Regions from separate parts of the Homo sapiens genome. Here region 1 is linked to region 2. The links are chromatin loops, found by intact Hi-C in ENCODE. Cell type or tissue: spleen. All regions are shown on one strand. Each heading gives the region's core, and the rest is flanking DNA. Links, peaks and the distances in the headings are about the cores only. Region 1 overlaps UBE2L6 (ubiquitin conjugating enzyme E2 L6). Region 2 holds the start of CLP1 (cleavage factor polyribonucleotide kinase subunit 1).

Evidence for each region. A loop is a pair of places that touch in the nucleus more often than their neighbours do. Peaks named below come from ENCODE experiments on the same cell type or tissue, not always from the same donor. Only the 100,000 strongest peaks of a DNase experiment are listed, where the experiment ranks them.
Region 1: a loop joins it to region 2, with 5 times the contacts of the local background. A loop is called at or near these places in 97 of 110 quality-filtered maps.

What each region holds. Positions count from the first base shown.
Region 1 is chr11:57,561,232-57,564,142 of GRCh38, forward strand. All of the region lies in intron 1 of UBE2L6 (ubiquitin conjugating enzyme E2 L6), which reads right to left. Among named protein-coding and RNA genes, the nearest start is that of UBE2L6, 5.0 kb to the right of the region's middle. In spleen, for the core only: no CTCF peak of the experiment used is centred there; no DNase peak of the experiment used is centred there; H3K27ac peaks cover 1,055 bases.
Region 2 is chr11:57,656,230-57,659,140 of GRCh38, forward strand. CLP1 (cleavage factor polyribonucleotide kinase subunit 1) reads left to right here and starts at 1,533. Exons shown (of 3, transcript NM_006831.3): 1 at 1,533-1,631. RefSeq lists an enhancer at 1,007-1,176. In spleen, for the core only: a CTCF peak has its summit at 1,309; a DNase peak (open chromatin) is centred at 1,412; H3K4me3 peaks cover 1,946 bases; H3K27ac peaks cover 1,519 bases.

The DNA.
Region 1 (2,911 bases), core at 256-2,755, 95 kb before region 2:
ATGACTCCGGAAGACCATAGCAGAGAAGAACTCTACACACCAAGTGGGGAAACAAGGGGGCAAGGAGTGACTCATCTTCCCAAAACTGTGGCCCAAACACCTGAATATCCCTTCTGAATTCTCCCAACAGCCATTACTGAGCATCTTCTACTGACATTTAACTGAGACAGGACCCAGTCCTCAAGAATTTCAATAGAGTAATGGACGAAACATGGATGTGATTATGTGAATGTGTATGGATATACGGTAAGGAAGGAGATGAGAGGGGAGAAGGAAGGTTTCACAGAGGGTGCACTCTGTGAGCTGGGCCATGCAGAATGAACAGGAATCCATAAAGCAGAGAAGGGGAGAAGCACCAGGGCAGAGGGCCCAGATGGGAAACATAAGTACAGTATGTCCTGCAGAAGGTTAATAGGTAGTACAGGAAAAGGGTTCCAAGGTCAAGTACATTTGGTAAATCTCGGCTAAAGAGGTTTCTTCACTGGAGAACTTCCCACAGCCTTTAATATGCTATTGTGTATGGTGATTGACCAAGCTGTGGGCCCACAGCATGCAGTACTTCTCAAATGTATTTGACAAAGGAATGCTGCCCCTCTTTTAGAGTCCATCTTGTGGGACTACAGGCCTTTTCTTGTTGGGGAAGATAAAGACACTCAAGGGCAGGTCACATTTCTCTGGAACAATGAATTGGTACAAACCAGTGGTTCTCAACCAGGGGCGATTTTACCCAGCCAGGGACATTCGGTAATATCTGGGAACATTGTTCCGTTGTCATAAATCGGGAGAGTGGATAGAGGCCAGAGATGCTGATAAACATCCTAACAAAGAATTATCTGGCCGAACAAGAGGGGAGACCGCTGCCCTGCAGGGTGAGTCTCAGGCCTGGTCACATTCACCACAAGCTGACTGAAGGGCCTTTGGGCCTTAGGCGAACATCAGCAGTAGTACCCTGGCAGTACTCCTCATAGACCCGTGGTGGTGGTGGACAAGGGGAGAGACTCCTATATCTGGGGAAAAGGGAGGGAAGAGTGGGAAGGACTGTGTCCTGTGGTTTCAGTGCCAGCTTAGCTGCAGTAGCACAGAGCACTAGAGAGATTTCTAAGGTTTCCGACTCCAGGCCCTGGCCCATGGACAGCAACTGTGGACCTCTCTGGGGCCCAGCAGTGAACTAACCACCCTAAGGGGAAGAACACAAGCCTGGCTGGCTTCACCACCTGCTGATTGCAGAGCCCTAGGGCCTTGAGCGAACGTAGGGCATAGCCAGGTAGTGATTACAGCGGGCCTTGAGCAAAACCCAGTCTTGTGCTGGCTTCAGGCCTGACCCAGTGCAGTCCCAATTCTGGTGACCATGGGGATGCTTGTGTCACACCTCACCCAGCTCCAGGGAGCTCAGCACGGAGAGTAAGACTCCATTTGTTTGGGAGAAAGTAAGGGAAGAAAATGAGAGTCTCTACCTGGTAATCCAGAGAATTCTTCCTGATGTTATCCAAAACCACAAAGGTAGTAACCTCTAAAAGTCTGCAAGAACTACAGTGTTACTAGGCTTGGAGTGCCCCCTTATGTAGACATGGCTGCAGTGACCAAAACTTAGATCACAACAGCCAAGCCCCTTCCAATACCTCGAAAGCCTTCCCAAGAAGGATGAGTACAAACAAGCCCAGACTACAAAGACTATAATAAATACCTAACTCCTTAGTGCCCAGACACCAACAAACATCCACAAGCTTCAAGACGATCCAGGAAAACACAGCCTCACCAAACGAACTAAATAAGGCACACAGGGCCAATTCCAGAGAAACAGAGATATGTGACCTTTCAGACAGAGAAATCAAAATAGCTGTTTTGAGGAAACTCAAAGAAATTCAATATTTCCTCCACAGAGAAGGAATTCAGAATCCCATCAACAAATTTAACAAATAAATTGAAATAATTAAAAAGAATCAAGGAGAAATTCCGGAGTCGAAAAATGCAATTGAGGCCGGGTGCAGTGGCTCATGCCTGTAATCCCAGCACTTTGGGAGGCCGAGGCAGTCAGATCACCTGAGGTTAGGAGTGCAAGACCAGCCTGGCCAACGTGGTGAGGCCCTGTTTCTACTAAAAATACAAAAATTAGCTGGGCATGGTGGTGCAGGCCTGTAATCCCAGCTACTTGGGAGGCTCAGGCAGGAGAATTGGAGAGGCAGAGGTTGCAGTGAGCCGAGAGCATGCCATTGCACTCCAGCCTGGGCAACAAGAGTGGAACTCTGTCTCAAAAAAAAAAAAAAAAGAAAGAAAGAAAAAAATGCAATTAACATACTGAAACGCATCAGTCTTTTAACAGCAGAATTGATCAAGCAGAAGAACTAGAGTGTTTAAAGACAGGGTATTTGAAAATACAGTCAGATGAAGCAAAATAATAAAAGAATAAACAAAGACTTTGGGAGGCCGAGGCAGGTGGATCACGAGATCAGGAGATCGAGACCATCCTGGCTAACACGGTGAAACCTCATCTCTACTAAAAATACAAAAAAAAAAAAAAAAATTAGCCGGGCGTGGTGGTGGGCGCCTGTAGTCCCAGCTACTCAGGAGGTTGAGGCAGGAGAATGGTATGAACCCAGGAGGCAGAGCTTGCAGTGAGCCAAGATTGTGCCACTGCACTCCATCCTGGGCAACAGAGCGAGACTCCGTCTCAAAAATAAAAAAAAAGAATAAACAAAGAATGAAGTATGCCTACAGGATCTAGACAATGGCCTCAAAAGGGCAAATCTAAGAGTTACTGGCCTTAAATAGGAGGTAGGGAGAGAGACAGGGCTAGAAAGTTTATTCAAACGGATAGTAGCAGAGAATTTCCCAAATCTAGAGAAAGATATCAATATCCAAACATGAGAAGGTTATAGAACACCAAGCAGACTTAACCCAAAGAAGACTACCT
Region 2 (2,911 bases), core at 257-2,756:
CGATTCTCCTGCCTCAGCCTCCCAAGTAGCCGGGATTACAGGCGCCCGCCACCACGCCTAGCTAATTTTTGTATTTTTAGTATAGATGGGGTTTCACCATGTTGGTCAGGCTGGTCTCGAACTCCTGACCTCAGGTGATCCGCCCGTCTCGGCCTCCCAAAGTGCTGAGACTGCAGGCGTGAGCCACCGCGCCTGGCCTAAATGTTTACTATTATTATAACCGGACTCAGAAACTCTGGGTTTGAGTCCTAGCTCTACCAATGGCTGTTAATGTTTGGGCAAACCTCTGCACCTATCTGAGTCTCCTCCCCCATCTGAAATTGGATATAATAAAGCTGTCTTTACAGGGTGGCTGTGAAAGAAGATGCCTGAAAGGGATCTGAAAAATGTTAAGTATTGCACGAATGAATGATATTATAGCCCCTTCCGCCCCAGCCTATAATAAAAACGTAAAAGCTGATATCAGATTTTTTTCTATATTACAGGCATTGTACTTAGTACTTTACAGGCACATTCCTGCAATCGTCAAAACAACTTTAGGAGGTTGGGCACTGTTATTATCCCAACTTTGCAGACAAAAAACGATATCACGCTTGAGCCCAGGAGGTCGAGGCTGCAGTGAGCCATGTTCGCGGCACTGTACTCCAACCTGGGCGAGAGAGTGAGACCCTGTCTCAAAAACAAAAAGAAAAAAAAAAACGATCTCAGAGAGATGAAGCCTGTGATTTGCTCAAAGTCACACAGTAATGTAAGCAGTATAGCAAATAATATAAGATTCCAAAGCCCAAGGTAGTAAAAAGAGGATTATAGACGTGGTGGAACCTGTTGGCTGCGGGGCAAATGACTGACCTGTAACTGTCAGGGATTTATGGAGGGAAATGAGTGCCTAACAAAAATCCTCGTTTAGTGGGAGAGAGGTTGTTGGGTAATGACTGACTTGTAGCTGGAAGAAATCATCGGATTTTTATTCTTTTATTAAAGAAAAAAAATTTGAAATGCCTTCCATGTGCCAAGCACTGTGTCAGGTGGGAGATGACAGCTTGGTGAAACCTCTGTCAGGCTGTCTTCCTCCGCTTTCTCTATCCCTGGGTTTCCCCCTGCCTAAAAAGGATTTTGTGCTTCGTGGCTTGTCCAGGCAAGCAGGCCGTCGCGGGACCTAGACCGAGACAGTGAGTCTCTCTTTCTCCCGGGCCTCCCTTCTGTTTCCTGGGCTGCAGGGGAGCAGGAAATCTGGGGCGAGATTCCCGCCGCGGACGCGCACTGCCGAAGCCTGGTCCCTCGACCTGTCCCTGCCCAGCGCGGGGGCGCAACCGCCACGCCTCCTCACCCCTCCCTCCGGCTGCACGAATAATGACAACAGCCGCCCCTCCCACCTTTGGCGTCACGTTCAAAACAATCCTTTGACTACAACTCCCAGAAGGCCGAGCGGCTTAGCGAGTGCACCCGCTCTCGGCTGCTCCGGCAAACTACACATCCCAAAGGGCAGCGCGCGACCGCGTGTCCTTTCACAGCGCAAGTGCGGAACTGCGTTTGTTTCCGGCGTGGGTCCGGGCAAGAACCGCTTGTAGTTTGGTTTAAATTCTGCACGGGAGGACCTTCTGAGTTTACCTGTTGGGCTCCTGGCTGCGCAGGTGAGTTAAAAAAAGGGCAGGAACACAACTGTCACCTCCTTGGGGTCTGGGGACATTTTGGTGTCTGGGGAGATTTTGGTGTCTTGGGGAGATTTTGGTGTCTGGGAAGGTTGGGACAAATGCTGGAGCTAGAGCTGCAGTCCAGGATCAGAAATAATTCATATCGTTTCCTTGCCGTTTTCTAGTTTACGAAGTGCTTTTTTTTCCTCCCACAATTCCTGTAAACCCCAAGAACAACACTGTATTTGAGGAAGTGTAAGTGCTTCCAGTCGACAGCTTCAAAGGTTCAGAGAAGTTAAGTGATTGTCTAAAGACACTACTAGTAGTTACAGAGACGAGGATTAGGCTGTTTTCTGAGTTCAGACCCGGTGTGCTCTGCTTTGCATCCGTATTTCAGACGCCCTTTCCTGTTGACTAGGATGATTGGGGTCAGGGCATCTGTTACCTTCTCAAGTTTGGAGTTTACCAATAGAGTGATGGAGGGTGATATAATTAAATCTTCTGTCAGTCTGTAGGTATGGTTTTTCTCTGATGTCTGAGACATTAATTCACTCAATGTATTGAGGTGCCTACAGTCTGTCAAGCTGTATTCTAAGCAGTATATAGTATCAAACAAAAATGCCTAAGTCTTACATTTTGGGGTGGAGGAGGCGGGGAAGACACAATATATAGTGAGACCGATGGTGATAAGAAATATGGAGAGAATTAAAGCAAGGTAAGGGGAAACATTCATTGTATGTTTTTATTATTTATTTATTTATTTGTTTATTTTATTTTATTTTTTTTTGAGACAGAGCCTTGGTCTGTCACCCAGGCGGGAGTACAGTGGCATGATCTCGCCTCACTGCAACCCTGCAACCTCCACCTCCTGGGTTCAAGCGATTCTCCTGACTCAGTCTCCTGAGTAGCTGGGACTACAGGCGCCCACCATTATGCCTGGCTAATTTTTGTATTTTTTAGTAAATACTGAGATTTCACCATGTTGGCCAAGCTGGTCTTGAACTCCTGACCTCAGGTGATCCACCCACCTTGGCCTCCCAAAGTGCTGGGATTACAGGCGTGAGCCACCAGGCCTGGCCAATATTTGCATTTTTTCTACAGACGGGGTTTCACCATGTTGCCCAGGCTGGTCTTGTACTTCTGAGCTCAGGGGATCTGCCCAACTCAGCGCCCCAAAGTGCTGAAATTACAGGCCTAAGCCACTGTGCCTGGCCCATTGGATGATTTTTTTTTTTTTTTTTGAGATGGAGTCTTGCTCTGTTGCCCAGGCTAGCATGCAG